2 separate regions of the Homo sapiens genome follow, and region 1 is linked to region 2. Evidence: chromatin loops called from intact Hi-C (ENCODE). Cell type or tissue: PC-3. All regions are shown on one strand. Links, peaks and the distances in the headings refer to the core of each region. The heading gives the core; the rest is flanking DNA.

The links. Peaks named below come from ENCODE experiments on the same cell type or tissue, not always from the same donor. Only the 100,000 strongest peaks of a DNase experiment are listed, where the experiment ranks them.
Region 1: a loop joins it to region 2, with 3 times the contacts of the local background. A loop is called at or near these places in 2 of 110 quality-filtered maps.

Annotation. Positions count from the first base shown.
Region 1 is chr3:171,520,250-171,528,181 of GRCh38, reverse strand. No RefSeq gene overlaps it. Among named protein-coding and RNA genes, the nearest start is that of TNIK, 64 kb to the right of the region's middle. In PC-3, for the core only: no CTCF peak of the experiment used is centred there; a DNase peak (open chromatin) is centred at 3,831; H3K4me3 peaks cover 303 bases; H3K27ac peaks cover 1,165 bases.
Region 2 is chr3:171,183,929-171,191,860 of GRCh38, reverse strand. TNIK (TRAF2 and NCK interacting kinase) reads left to right here. Exons shown (of 33, transcript NM_015028.4): 6 at 1,074-1,164; 7 at 3,029-3,159. Among named protein-coding and RNA genes, the nearest start is that of MIR569, 81 kb to the right of the region's middle. RefSeq lists enhancers at 2,122-2,171, 4,581-5,108. In PC-3, for the core only: CTCF peaks have their summits at 3,773 and 3,975; a DNase peak (open chromatin) is centred at 3,970.

The DNA.
Region 1 (7,932 bases), core at 1,963-5,962, 340 kb before region 2:
CGAACCCCTCCAGCAGGGCCAGCACATAAGCAGAGGTGTCCATTAATAGATGAATGAATTTTTTAAATATGGTGCATACATACATATACATATATATTTTATATATATACATATATAATATATTATATATACACACACACATACACACAATGGAATACTATTCAGCCTTAAAGAAGAAGGAAATCCTGTCATTTGCAACCTGGAGGAAATTATGCTAAGACAAATAAGCCAGACACAGAAAGACAGATACTGCATGATCTCATATGTGGAATCTAAGAAAGTTAAATTAATAGAAGCAGAAAGTAGAACAATGTTTTCCAGGGATGGATGTTGGGGTAAGAAGATATTAGTTACAGGGTACAAAGTTTCAATTAGACGATATCAGCAAGCTCTGGAGATCTATTGTACAATATGGTGACTATGGTTAATAATACTGTTTTATATACTTGAGATTTGCAAAGACAATAGATCTTGCATTTTCTTATTACATACACACAAAATGATAACTAAGTTGATAGATATGTTAATTAACTGAATTGCAGTAATCATTTCACAATGTATACATATATCAAAACATCATGTTGTATGCTTTAAAAATATACAATTTTTATTTGTCAGTTACACATCTGTAAAGCTGAGGGAAAACCACAATGCCTCTCTCCTATAAGACAAATAGAAATTCAATTGATTCTTGTTATTCACAATAGCTAAGTTAAATAAAGTCACTGCAAATACTGAATTAGTGAATTGTAAACCATTGATCCTAGGGGAAATACAAGGCTAGGTTCCTGCAAGCCTCTGATCCCAACATTTTTGTCAACTTATCAGTATATAACCTTGTTTTCTCTTTCTCTTTAAACACACCTTATTTAATATATATTATTGAATTATTAACATATAAATCACAGCCAACAGCACTGTAACGATACCTGAATAAAGCTTATCTAACACATGAATTTTCTCTATATGACACATCACAGCCTTCTTGCACTTAGGAACACTAGAGAGTACTTCAGCAGTATGCTAGGGGGCCATCTTAAACAGCAAAATCAACAAAAAGCACAAAAATGCAAAAAGCATTGCACTAAATAGAGCAAGAGAAAGACACTGTTTACATTATGAGCTGAAACAAGAATGCAGAGTATTGCCTTGTTTGACCTCAGCTGGGAAAGTGCTTGTTGAGCAACTCAAATTTTTCACAACCCTGTGCACATCCAAGAATGATCAGGAATGTGCTATAAGTGTAAATTTTGATGCCACAAATAATTATAGTGAGTAGGTGAACTTACAATATGGAATCTGTGAATAATGAGGATTGACTGTACGTGCATACTTGTATTTTGTACTTTGGGAAAACCTCCTTCGTATTCACTGCATTCTCCTTTAGATTGTCAAGGGGGTGGCTGGTCCAGTGGCCATTGCATATTAGAGGCCTTTGCGTGTTAGTGGTGGTCACATGGTCACCTTTCCCACGACTTCTGGATTTCTTGTCTGGGGCTTAATTTCTTTATTTCAGGGCTTTGATCCCCAGTAAAATGTAAATCTCCATAAGACATGACATTTTAAGATATCATCAGTCACTCTTTGATATGAATAAATGAAGTTGAGAACTTCTGTGGGTAAAAAGGCTATGAAAGGGAGAGTTTGGACTCAGCCATCCCCTTCGAGTATTGACCACCTTCTTGCCACACTGCCTTAGTTGTCTAATAACCTTCCACTTCTTCCTATCACTTCAATTAAGAGGCTTTCTACAGCCACAGCTCCAGCTAGTAACTATCGTGAGCTCCAAGCCACCCTGTGAATGTATCTCTATCAGTTTAAAAATAGAATACATAGAATGGAATTAATCATCCTCCATCCCCGAACCCAGGTCTTCTGACTACTATCCAAGTAAAAGAGACTTCCTTTTCTTAGTCACCCAGCCTAGACATCTTAGTGTTATTTGCAATACCTTTCTTTTCTCCACATTTACTCAATAAACACATACAACTAGCCCCTTCTCTACGTGTCTCTTCTAACTCACCTTTTCCATTTCTCCTGCCTTTCTACAATAACCCTTTGGTTAACCCTCTTTCCCAGCCCTTGTCTATCCCACGTCTTTTTCTTTTCTTTTCTTTTCTTTTCTTTTTTTTTTTTGAGACAGAGTCTCGCTCTGTCGCCCAGGTTGGAGTGCAGTGGTGCGATCTCGGCTCACTGCAAGCTCCGCCTCCCGGTTTCAAGCAGTTCTCCTGCCTCAGCCTCCTGAGTAGCTGGGACTACAGGCACGTGCCACCACACCCGGCTGATTTTTTGTATTTTTAGTAGAGACGGGGTTTCACCGTGTTAGCCAGGATGGTCTCCATCTCCTGACCTCGTGATCCGCCCGCCTCGGCCTCCCTATCCCACTTCTAATTAATCTGTACATCGATGGTGTAACCTTCTGAAACTGGTGCCACTCAGGTCCAAAAGGACTCCTCACTATACAACACATGCAAAAAGTCTCATTCCCTTTTGTGACATTCAAAGCCCTCAATAATCTCAAGTAGCTAACTTCCCACTCTCTTCTCCCTCCTAACCTCGCCCTGATTATATGTGTTGCAATGCTCAAACAAATGCTAGAGTGATTATTTTTCAAACCTCAAATCAGAACACTTACTTCTATAATGAAAGGAGTAGTTGTGAGGCTATTGAGAAAGGATACTTTCAATCCTTATGGTACTGGAAAAGTCTGGGTCTTTTTCTGTAATTCCTCCTCAGTTCTTTCCTGCCTCTGTGTCACCATGTTTTCTGCCTAGAAGCATCCTTTACGTCCTCATTCTCCTCACTCCCATTACCCAGCCTATTGATAGTCCATGTGTTTGCCCAGGCCTGGATCTAATGCACACTCTCCACTGTATGGTTCAATTTCTCTGTACCGTATGCTCTCAAGTCACTTCCAAAATCCTTTATATATTTTCCTTGCATTAAAGAAGTGTGTATGTGTGTGCATATGTGTTTTATTTACCTTTAAGTTCCTCTTAGCATCTAGTTATAATAAACTATTCCTGTGTCTGTTTTGTAATAAGCACTCCTATTACCTCACTTCATTCTCACAGCAAACATCTCATATATTATTGCCATTTTACAATTGAGGAAATTACATCTCATGATGGCTAAGTAATTTGCCCAGATTCACATGGTTAGAAAATGATGGGCCTGGAATTCAAACCCAGGTATCTGTGGCATCAGAGTTCCGCAGCTGGGCGCGGTGGCTCAGGCCTGTAATCCCAGCACTTTGGGAGGCCGAGGCGGGTGGATCATGAGACCAGAAGATCGAGACCATCCTGACTAATAAGGCGAAACCCCGTCTCTACTAAAAGTACAAAAAATTAGCTGAGCATGGTGGCGGGAGGCTGTATTCCCACCTACTCGGGAGGCTGAGGCAGGAGAATGGCCTGAACCCGGGAGGCGGAGCTTGCAGTGAGCCGAGATCGCGCCACTGCACTCCAGCCTGGGCGACAGAGCAAGACTCCGTCTCAAGAGAAAAAAGAGTTCTGCACACACAGGAAGTGCTGAAAATACGGTCTTTTCAAAAATTGCATCGAATCAGTTGCACCAAAAGAGAAGGGAATCATTCTGCAAAAGACGTTAGAATGGAGAAAATTAGTGGCCTGATATTTTTTTTTCATAACAAGGAAGATACCAAACAATTGATTAGATTTCAAAGGTCATTGTGGATAAAGTATGTGGAAAATGAATGAGAGCAGAGAATTAAAAAAAATAATAAAAGCTTTGTTCAAAATGCATTTCCTGTCTCCTTTATCAGACGTGGACCTTTCCCCTTCTGCTGCTTGCTGGGCAGTTGCTCAGATATCACGGCACACACTGAGTCACACACTGAGTCAGCAGCAGCAGCAGCAGCAGCAGCAGCAGCAGTGTTCTGCTCTTTCAGCAGACCACCACAGGGTGCAGGCCATCACCTTAAGGGCCCCATGGGCCCTGGGCTCATCCCCACACCATCCACTTATCTACCTCCACGTCACATACCTATCCCCAGAGAGAGCTGTCACCTTGGATACAAAATGACCTTCCACCGAAGAGGACCAGACAGCAAAACTTACGCTGCTCCATGTGAAGTGTTCTGGGAAAAAAGGCCAATTGTAAAGGGACAGCAAGTCTTAAGTGTCCTTGGAAAATGTTCTCTGTCTCCTCTTGGCGTAGGAAAGGGCCCAAGCTTTTCTTCCCGGCAGAGACTGAAATGGGGAGCGGTATCACAGTTATTACTGCCATTAATATTAATGTACGGATCCCACTTCTCTCACCCATCTTGATGACCTTATAATGGGTTCATTGCAGGTCTGTCTAGTCTAAGGCTTCCAGAGTGAAATTGCTTCATCAAATTTGGACTTTCTTGATGAGATGCCTCTGGCTTCCTTGTGTGATCAGTTCTCATGAAGTTGAAAGCAGGCTGCTATTCCATTTTAATTTCTTTTTCTTTTTTCTCCTCCCCCTTAGGGATTTTGGATAAAAGAGTTTATTAGCTGGCTTGACTGGCTTGTCTTCCCAAAGCCTGAAACCATACTTCAAACTTAGCTGAGGCCCTTTCTTTGTGAGCATGCCAGTTAGGGAAGCACAGGACAGCAGGTGTAAACTCTGTTCAAGTCATCTTTCCTGCACAAAGTTTGAGAACAAACCCCACTAGGCGAGCAAGTGATGTTCCCAACAGCAGAAAACACTGAGAGAATGATCAGTTTCATAGTCTGAATGCAATTCCACAATCTATTTTCCACAATTCTAAAGTCCAAAAATCTCTGAAAAAAATGCTTCTTTTTTAAAAAAAAGCTTCATTAGTTCATCTAGTCCCAACAAAAAATTTTTCTTTTGTTTTGCTTATAGATCTGTAGCAAGCTCATTTGGCAATAAACTCTGAAACTATTCATAATCTGTACAATCTTTATCTCATTTAGTATGAATATTTACATGTTATGCTGCAAAAATTACTATGTTTAATTATAAGGTGTTCCCTGATGGAATGTATGTGTGTGTGTTCAAATATTTATCTGGAATATTCTAAATTTCAAAATACATACATCTGCAAGAATTATAGGTAAGGAATTGTGTAGACCCATAGTATAAAAAAGAATATCCATTTCACTTGGGCAGTTCTTTAAAAATTATAAAAAATCTCTCCTTAATGCCTGTATCAGCCAGGGTTCTCTAGAGGGACAGAACTAATAGGATATATGTATACATGAAAGGGAGTTTATTAAGGAGAACTGACTCACACGATCACACGGTAAAGTCCCACATAGGCCGTCTGCAAGTTAAGGAGCAAGGAAGCCAGTGGGTGGATCAGTCCAAGTCCCAAAACCTCAAAAGGAGGGAAGCTGACAGTTCAGGCTTCAGTCTGTGGCCAAAGACTGGAGATCCTTTGGCAAACCATTGATTTAAGTCCAAGAGTCCAAAAGCTGAAGAACTTGGAGTCTGATGCTCGAGGGCAGGAAGCATCCAACATGGGAGAAAGATGAAGGCTGTAAGACTCAGTGAGTCTGCTCTTCCATCTTCTCCTGCCTGCTTTATTCTAGCCACACTGGCAGCTGATTAGATGGTGCCCACCCAAATTGAGGGTGGGTCTGCCTCCCCTAGTCCACTGACTCAAATATTAATTTCCTTTGTCAACACCCTCACAGACACACCCAGGAACAATACTTTGCATCCTTCAATCCAATCAAGTTGACACTCAATATTAACTATCACAATGACTTCATGAAAGGTTTTATCTCACCTCTATGTCCATGACATTTCTATTTCTTTCTTTCACTGGGTTGGAACTTGCTTGCTGGCTTAAGAAAAGCCACTTTATTGTCATGAAACCGTCCTAGACTATGAGGTGGGAGGCCTGGAAAAAATCAGGCCTTTAAACTTTAAACTTCAGTTTCCTCATTTGTGAAATGTGAATGAAAATTCCAGTCTTGAATTTCTTCCAGGGCAGGTTTGAGACTCAAATTGGAAGACTCTTTGAAATGAGAAACCACCATAAAAGTATCAGATATAATTATCAAAGCCAAGCCACATGATTATTCAATTGATGTCCTTTACAAAATTCTTCCTGATTTAACAAAAAATACAAGCAGACTGGGTGCAGTGGCTCATGCCTGTAATCCCAACACTTTGAGAGGCAGAGGCGGAAGGATTGCTTGAGTTCAGGAGTTCAAGACCAGTTTGGGCAACATGGCAAAACCCCATCTCTACAAAAAATAGAAAAATTAGCCAAGCATGGTGGGGCATGCCTGTAGTCCAAACAACTTGGGAGGCTGAGGTGGGAAGATTGTTTGAGCCCAAGGAGATTGAGGCTGCAGTGAGCCATGATCACACCACTGCACTCCAGCCTGGGCAACAGAGCAAGATCCTATCTCTAAAATAAATAAATAAATACATAAATAAATAAAATGCTTGTTCAGGATCTGAAGGGAATTAAAATTTTAAAAATGCTTCATTAGTTTGGGCTGGGCGCCGTGGCTCACGCCTGTAATCCCAGCACTTTGGGAGGCCAAGACGGGTGGATCATGAGGGCAGGAGATCGAGACCATCCTGGCTAACATGGTGAAACCCTGTCTCTAACAAAAAAATACAAAAAATTAGCTGGGCATGGTGGCGGGCACCTGTAGTCCCAGCTACACGGGAAGCTGAGGCAGGAGAATGGCGTGAATCTGGGAGGCGGAGCTTGCAGTAAGCCAAAATTGCACCACTGCACTCCAGCCTGGGTGACAGAGCGAAAATCCATCTGAAAAAAAAAAAAAAAAATTCATTAGTTCATCTAGGCCCAACTTCATCATCAATTTGTGAGTCTTGAGGTCCTCTCAGTTTTATTGATCACCATACCTGGAAAAATCATGAATATATCTTTGTATGCACCTAAAAGCACAGGAACATGTGTGCTTAGATTGTATTAGGATTGAAATATTCCAGACTAAGAGCTTCTGGTCCTTTGATTAATAAATGTCTTTGGGGCCGGGCACGGTGACTCATGCCTGTAATCCCAGCACTGTGGGAGGCCGAAGCTGGTGGATCACGAGGCCAGGAGTTCAAGACCAGCCTGGCCAACATAGTGAAGCCCCATCTCTACTAAAAATACAAAAAATAGCCAGGCAAGGTGGCATGTGCCTGTAGTCCCAGCTACTCAGGAGGCTGAGGCAGGAGAATTGCTTGAACCCAGGAGGTGGAGGTTGTGGTGAGCCGAGATCACACCACTGCACTCCAGCCTGGGCAACAGAGCAAGACTCTGTCTCAAAAAATAATAATAATAATAAATAAAACAAAACAAAAAAATAAAAAATAAATGTCTTTGGTAATATCAATGGATTAAAAAATTCTTTTCTACTTTAGAAAGAGAGCAAGAATAAGAGAAAAAATTTTTGCCAACAGACAACTAACACAGCTGTACATGGTAATTAATTGTAAGTGGTTTATGTTAGTGGATCAAAGGAACACCCTCAATAAAGCAGATAAGATCCTAGTCCCAGGCTGAAACTGTAGTGGGCAGAAACCAGCCCAACAAAACCAGATACAAAGAGTTAGAGGAAAAGACTAATAGCAAAGGGCAGGAAATCCAGAAGTAAATCCCTAGGGCTTTTAGCTAATTTAGGTTTACCTTCCACAGGGCAAATACTCTCTTTGTTCTCAGAGTTTTAAAATATGCATGTGTGGGACAGATCCATGAGTTAGCTATCTTACAGAAGGACTTCAAGGAGGCTTAGAATAAAATATAACAACAATGATAATCTGCAATTTATTGTCTACCCACTATGTGCTGGGCACTTAAGTACATTATCTCATGTAATCTTCACACCATCTCTACATGGTAGGTATGATTATCATCCTCGTGTATTCTGCCTATCTATTGCTGTTCAACAAACCACCCTAAAACTCAGTGACTTAAAACAATAATTCCTTATTTTCTGTCATGATTCTGTG
Region 2 (7,932 bases), core at 1,522-5,521:
ATTTATCTGAAAAATATATGACTACTTTAGAGTAAGTCTGTAGGTTAAAGAATTCACACCACAAAGAAGCCAAAAACAGAGTAATTCATGAAGAAATGGAACACAAACAGGTTTAGTTGTCACTGAATAATTCTCACATAATGAGCACAAAGTCACAAATAGCATAAACTAGCATAAACTAAAAATGACAGTGATGAATGCCAACAAAAGAAATAGAAACTGTATTCCTTTTTAAATGTAAGGCACAATGGGTAAAGCCAATGGGAAATTTCTTGGCTGGTCTGAGAAATATTTTACTTCGCTTAATTAAAATTGTATAACAAGGCCGGGTGCTGTGGCTCACACCTGGATTCCCAGCACTTTGGGAGGCCGAAGTGAATGGATCACCTGAGGTCAGGAGTTCAAGACCAGCCTGGCCAACATGGTGAAACCCTGTCTGTACTAAAATAAATTAGCCTGGCGTGGTGGCAGGCACCTGTAATCCCAGCTACTCTGGAGGCTGAGGCAGTCGCTTGAATCCAAGACACAGAGGTTGCAGTGAGCCCAGACCACGCCATTGCACTCCAGCCTGGGCGACAGAGTAAGGCTCTGTCTCAGTCAATCAATCATTCAATGAAATTGGATAACAGAATGTAAATTTTAACTTTTAAATTCAAATATCCTGCAGGGATTCAGTTAAATCAGGTTAGTTTTCTGTACAGAGACTGTGTAGATGGTTCTATTTTAAACTGTTTAAACTTCGCTTTTCACAGTAGTATTAACTGAAACTCATGTTCATGTTGGAACCGTATAATTACTTGTGTGGTTCCCTGATACCTGATAATCAGATCCAATATGCAAGCATTTCATTAAACACAGCACCATGCATTGCAAGGACTGCCTGGGTACTTTAATTTATATTGATGAATTGCCTACAGTTAGAAGAGCACTATGAGCACATGAAAGATGTGATTATAATTCTGAAAAGTATGTCTGGGTGAGTGTAAAGTTTTTGGATCCTTAACAGTCAAAATAATTTATTGGCATCTTGGCTTATGTTCCTATTAACCCTTCTTAACTCTCCATCACTCCAGGGGCTGAGTCACCTGCACCAGCATAAAGTGATTCATCGAGATATTAAAGGGCAAAATGTCTTGCTGACTGAAAATGCAGAAGTTAAACTAGGTAAGAGCAGAATCCTGTGAGCCTTGGAATTGCAGGAAGTGATGAGATTATATTAACAGCTCTAAAAAAATTAATGTTAATTTGTCACCGTGGATTTGGAGAGCATTGCCCTAAAAATGGAAAGGAAAATGTTTCTTTGCCTATTTTAAAAAATATTTTCTCAAGGCATTCTGAGGAATGAATTATATATAATGTGGGAACAGAACCACTTGCTTAATCAATATATAGAAATAATTGAGATTTTTTTGTTTCAGCAGAGATTAGAAGTGACAAACTTTGAAATGGCCTCCTATATCTTACAGTTTGTTTATACTGTTGCTGCTATAACAGAGCACTAGGACCCAATTTTTTTCCATTAAAATATACACAGGCATATTCAGAATAATCAATTCCTGCTATATTCCCATAGGTTTAAGTTATATTTACATTGATTTTGTTATTACCTTGGGCTCCCGTGCAAAGTGGATACTTAATATTCTACTTTAGGTGCATACTGATTACCCCCACTTCCATCAGTGGGAGAATCCTTCTCTTTGGCGTATCTGTTAGAGCTCTTTCCGCAACAAATCTGGGACTGCCCAAATAGAGAATTACCACATGCATTTGACTGCTTGATGTATATGAGTAAGAGCATGAATTGACAAATATCCAGTAGGATATGTAACTTGTCATCTAGAAAAGAATCGCTGTCCATATGATTGTATATTTTCAAAGAGATTTAAACATCTTCTATGTTTATATCCCAAACATTTGCTCTTCCTTTTTGTTGAAATATATGACTTCCATTTTTTTTCTTAGTTAACATTTGGGACCAAACTTTCTCACCTCATGAATATTCTCTTTTAAAAACAAAAGTATACATTATGTAGGCTAAGCAGTTATATATGTATCAACTAGATAAGCTATCCTGAGAGCATTCTTACTTCACTAATTAACAGTTACTTGTTGAGTATATATTATATGCCAGGCCCTGTACAAGACAATTTTCTATAGATTATCTCTCATAAACATCAGAGCAACTCTGTGTAGATGTCATCATCCTCATTTTACAGATTAGGAAACCGAAGCTCAGAGAGGTTGATCTACTAGCCCTAGGTCATACCACTAGTAGCGGCAGAAATGAGATACAAACTTAGGCAGTCTGACTCAGACTTTTGCTTTTAATCACTTGTCTTGTATCCCCAAAATACTACCCTTTCTGACAACCAAGCTTACTTTTTTTTAACACCTATTTTTGGTCCCTGTGAAGCCTTGGTGTAATCAAATGTAATTCTTTGTGCCTTCCTCATGGGTACACTTCATCCATTTCTCATGCAGTTTAAAAACATATTCACAATATAGAAAAGGTAGAAGCAACCCAGGTGCCCATCAACAGGTGAACAGATAAACAAAATGTGGTCCATACACACAATGGAATATTATTCAACCTTGAGAAGGAAGGAAATTCTAACACATGCTGCAACGTGGATGAACCTTGATGATATTATGCTAACTGAAATAAGCCAGTCACAAAAAGACAAATACTGTATGATTCCACTTATACAAGGTAGTGAGAATAGTCAAATTTATAGAGATGGAAAGTAGAATAATTGCCAGGGGTTGGGGCAAGGGGGAATTGGGAGCTATTGTTTAATAGGTACAAAGTTTCAGCTGGGGAAGATGAGAAATTCTGGAGATGGACAGTGGTGAAGGTTGCACAACAGTGTGGATGTGCTTAGTGCCCCAGAAATGTACATTTGAAAATGGTCAAAATTGTACACTTTATGTTACTTATGTTTTACCACAATAAAATAATTCACATTCATTTTATCGCTATCTAAAACCTATGATCACAGACTTTATTTACTTGTCTTTTCTTAAATAGTGGACTTTGGAGTCAGTGCTCAGCTTGATCGAACAGTGGGCAGGAGGAATACTTTCATTGGAACTCCCTACTGGATGGCACCAGAAGTTATTGCCTGTGATGAAAACCCAGATGCCACATATGATTTCAAGGTATGGCTTCTTTGTCGTGTTTCAAAACTATGCCTACCATCTTATCCTGAGTCTTATAAAGTCTTACATGCCCTTATATTTATGATTTATGTCACCCAAAGGGAGAACTGAAAAACATTATTTGAGTTTAAGACCTGTAAGACATTCAAGTGAGGATCTTTTTAATGAATTCACCCATCTTATCTGATGGCCTGTTTGTAAAAAATAAAAAAATAAATAAAAAGTTTAAATCATTTTCTATATTTTTTTAAATTTACTCTTGCTTCTTATTATTGGAAAATAGATTGGATTTCCATTTTGGTTATGGTTTAGATTTTTGGAAGAGTATATATTCTGATAGCTTTTTACGTTAAACTAAGATGTGAGTTTGTTGTCTTGGGTCATCTTTTTCTGATTGAGAATAATCTGACTTACTTCTACAATGCTCGAAGTATAATTATCTGGGGTTTCTTTTTCATGAGAGGGAATCAGATGGAATATTGGTGACTACTTTATGGTATTTCTGTCGTGTGGCCTGATGTTTCATAGAAATTTGATTTGTGACTTGTTACTTTATATTATAAACTAGAAATTTGCTAATACATTCAAAGCTGTGTTCAAATAGATTTCTCCAAGAAGCCCTTCTCTTTTCTATTCTGCTAGCCAATAACCAAACATAATTTTGCATTATTGCCCCTCAGGTTTATTGTCTGGACTTTCAGGTGACACGGCTTTCTAATGAATGGTGACTGAAAGTCAAGGCAATAAAATTAGGGGCAATGGGATCTAGGAACTGTGTGTGGGTTTCCAGGCTGTGCATTAGGTAGAGAGACACCCTGTGGTCTTTGTGTACATTACAGGACAACTTGGGCAAAACTTGATCTGCTTGGGCTGGTTTCAGAGGTGCATGGACTTTTCACCAAAACACTTTAATGATCCTCTGTAAATACTCTTATCTAACAGATGAAGAAACTGAGGCCGAGGTCTGCAGGTGCTCACCGGGTTAGCAATCCTCTCAGAGTTAGCACTTGAATGCAGGTCTCCAAACTTTCTGTTCAGAGCCCTTTCCAATATATTACCTTGCTCCTCTGTAATGTACTTCCATATAAATCTCCAATTTATCAATTGAACAGTATATTTGAAGAATATTTCACTTTTAAGGAATATTTTTAGTTCTCGACATGTGGGGTTATTATTGAAATCAGGTCTCAAAGATGCAAACATTGCAGCGTTTTTGAGGCCCCGTATCTCAGTGTTGACAGAAAATTTGCCTCTTTTGGGAATTGCAAGCTTGAAGGTCTGAAAACCTAATAATCTCCCATAAATTTCCTCCTTCCTTCAAAGTTAGTCACTGTAATAACCTGACAACAATCTGTCTGAAAACAGCTGCCAAGTTAAAAATTAATCTCCTGCCAAAATGTCATTTTTTTAAACTGCTAATGATAAGCATATTTAAATAATTCTGTTTGCAAATCCCTTCAGAGAAGCCACTACAAAATATACATCCCAGGCCAGATATGGGTATCATGATTAGCTACAAGCAATTCTTCAAACCATAGTTATACCTAACAAGTGCTAACTAGTCTACATCTGGGCCACAGATATTCTAGATTACTATGTAACATAGCATGGGGAAACAGCGTTTGCAGCTCTTACAACCTCAGCTTAATCTTTTAAGTATTGTGACTGACTGCACTATATATGGGACTTTTGTTATGTAAATAAAGTGGGTGCCTACAACTGACTTGTTTTCAGTAGGGTATCTAGAAGAGGCTTTCCTTCTGGCCAAGCCAAAGCTTGGAATTAAACTGATATTTTGGTCCTCTTTCCTCAGATTATGGCTAAGGAGTATAGTTTAAGATCACTGTAAATGGTGTGAGACCAGTGCATAACTCTAGGTATGGGCAAATCCTGTTGTATGAGTAGCCACAGAGGTCGTCATGCTGCACAGTGATTTCAGAGGTACTGGAAGGCTCACCTGGCTATAAAAGTATCCTGAGACATTAAAAAGATTGAAGATGAATGTCTGTGTGTTTTTTTAAAAAATAAAGAATCCTGATAGAATAGGTTCAATGGTGTCAGTCATTTAGACCTTAGTGCAAATTAGTTTAACAGGATTGTCAGGAATGTAGGTTGTGCAAGAGGAGGAAAAAGTCATGGCAGGGATATGAGCTTCACTGGTTATATGCCATGGGTAAAAAGAGGAGGATGACAAAAGAATGAATAAGGAAGACTTTTCTACAGAGGACTTTATAATATTGAATTATTTTAGGTTTTTAAAAAAATTCATAGTGGTCTTCAAAGACATCTTAGACAAATCAAATAGTAAATAATAAATAACAAAACCAAGCCATACCCTGTTGGGGTATAGTGGAAGGTTTGGGGATTCTTTGCAGATTTATTTAATCCACTTATACAGTTTTACTGTGGGCCAGAGAAGATGCTGATCTTTAAATAACCTTACTACTTCTTTCTTGGCACCATATATCATCCCCTTTTCTGTTCAGTATCCTTAGGAATGTAACCTGTCACCAGGGGACAACTTGACAATATGCTGACTTTCAAAATCATTTATTCATTCACTCAGTGCATATTTATAGACTATCCATTGTGTATAAGGAGTTAGTCAAGCTGTATCTGTACATGCAGTTTCTGATAGAAGGTTCATTTGAGACCCCATCAAAGCCCGAGGATTTCACTGTGTGTTTGGTGGTCCACTTGGCCCAGTGGTGTATCCCAGCCCCAGAAGCTTGATGTCAACACTTTGGGCCCTCATGTGCTATAGCCACTTTCAGCCGAGAGTGTGTATTTAGAATAAAGGATGACTTGGCCACCGGACTTTATTAGATTTCTTACCACAAAAGTCCTTTCTGTAAAATAAAGACAAGAAGAAAAAGAAAAAGAGTATAGCTTAGTTTTGTTATTTGATTTATTGTTTATCAATTATTTTTTGATGTGTCTAAGATGTCTTTAAAGACCACTATAACTTTTTACAAAACCTAAAGTAACTCAACGTATAAGGTCTTCTGTAGCTTTTTATTGCAGAGTCTGGTTTTGTGTGATATCTACTGGGCACAGTAAGTAACTCACTGAAAATAGACCCTCTCCTAAGGAGGAGTGCCAGAATCTCATTTGCCGGGTGTGCTGGCTTTCCCCTGGAGGCCCTTCCTTTCTTGTTTTCAGAAATTCTGTCAAAACACTTCAAGTGAAAGGAAAGGTTTCATTTCCCTGATAAGTATGTGGGGCAATAATGAAAGCTTTCCCGTTTAATAATAAGCATTCAAAAGATTTGAAATTAATAAAACTGTTCAAAATGCCTAGGCTGTTTAAATTGTTATTTTTTTAACCTACTTTGAATTTCATTTTGGTTGGATGGGATCTGCTAAGCATTTTATAGTCCTGTGTATTTATTACTTTAACAGAACCACCCACTAAGAAATTTCTGTGGCTGAATGCCACAGTATAGTACACATAATGTAGTCTTATTCACCCCTCCCACCCCATAGACACACACACACACACACACACACACACACACACACACGGGAAATCTATAAAGAACCTGGAAAAACTTAATAGTATTTACTTTTGAATAGGGCATGTGGATGGAAAACTTACAATTTTTATTTTCTATATCTTTCTGTCCTGTTATGTTTTTTGCCATAAACAGGCCTTGCTCTTATATGAAGCCAATGAAGTAAGAGATGCACAGTGAAATGGCTTACCCCCTTATCCCACTCCCCACCAGATTCCTGTCCTCAGGCCTGATCTGTGCCAATGTTGTTTATTATTTGCCTAAACTCTGTTTATGAGACTTTCATATGGGTGCTGCAGATTATTTGCAGACATGGGTGTCTCCTCCAGCGTTTGGGTGAATATTGTGCTCTGGTTGTAGAGAAAAAGTACTCTTTTCCCCTGTGTCACAGATAATTGGCATTATTCAGGCAGGGTGGAAATACTTCTTCTAAGTAAGAGTTTCAGTTGGAAATGAAGTGAGCAACCTAACTAGTGGTAGAGTTTCCGCCGTGCAGGGTGTCACCTGAGAGGACAATATTCAGATTGCAGAATGATGCATTTACACTCTCAAACAAGTCGTGGCCTCTGTCTACTGAGATTCAAACAAAGGTCCTTCCCTATTCGATCAGAAGGAAGATGACCCAGATAGCATGTTAGTGTCACCAACAGGAAACTGAAACTCCTATTCAACATATTTCTGTGGCTCTCTGTTCACACCCACCTATAAAGGATTCCTTAGTGAAACGCAGCCAGTACCTCCTCCACGCAACATGCTGATACCCAGGGGAAGAGAGTGAGCTATTCTAATATTTTCCCTTTGGTCACATAACAAGTGAAAATGGACAAAAAACTAAAGATTTCTGTCCTCAGTTTGTTTTATGTGTGAAATGGGATTATTAATAACTATCTCCACTTCAGTGACCCTAACTCACCACCTAAGTTCTGTATCTAGATAACATAATATATAAATATATAACATAATTAATAAGAGTCAGTCCTTTGAAGTCAGACAGGACCAGTTTAGACTTTGCCTCCTATTTGCAAATTAACTCAGGGGAGTTATTTAACTTTTTGTAAACCTGCATAAAATGGGAATAATAAATTGTTTATTCGGAGGTTATAATAGAATAAAGTGAGAATATATATAAAGGGATTAATACAGTGTCCACCACTTGGTAAGTACTCAATATATAGTACTTAGTATATATATTATAGATAGTTTTGTGTTTATGTTATCATATGGAAGTATTGCTATTTGGGGCCTTTTTTTTTTTTTTT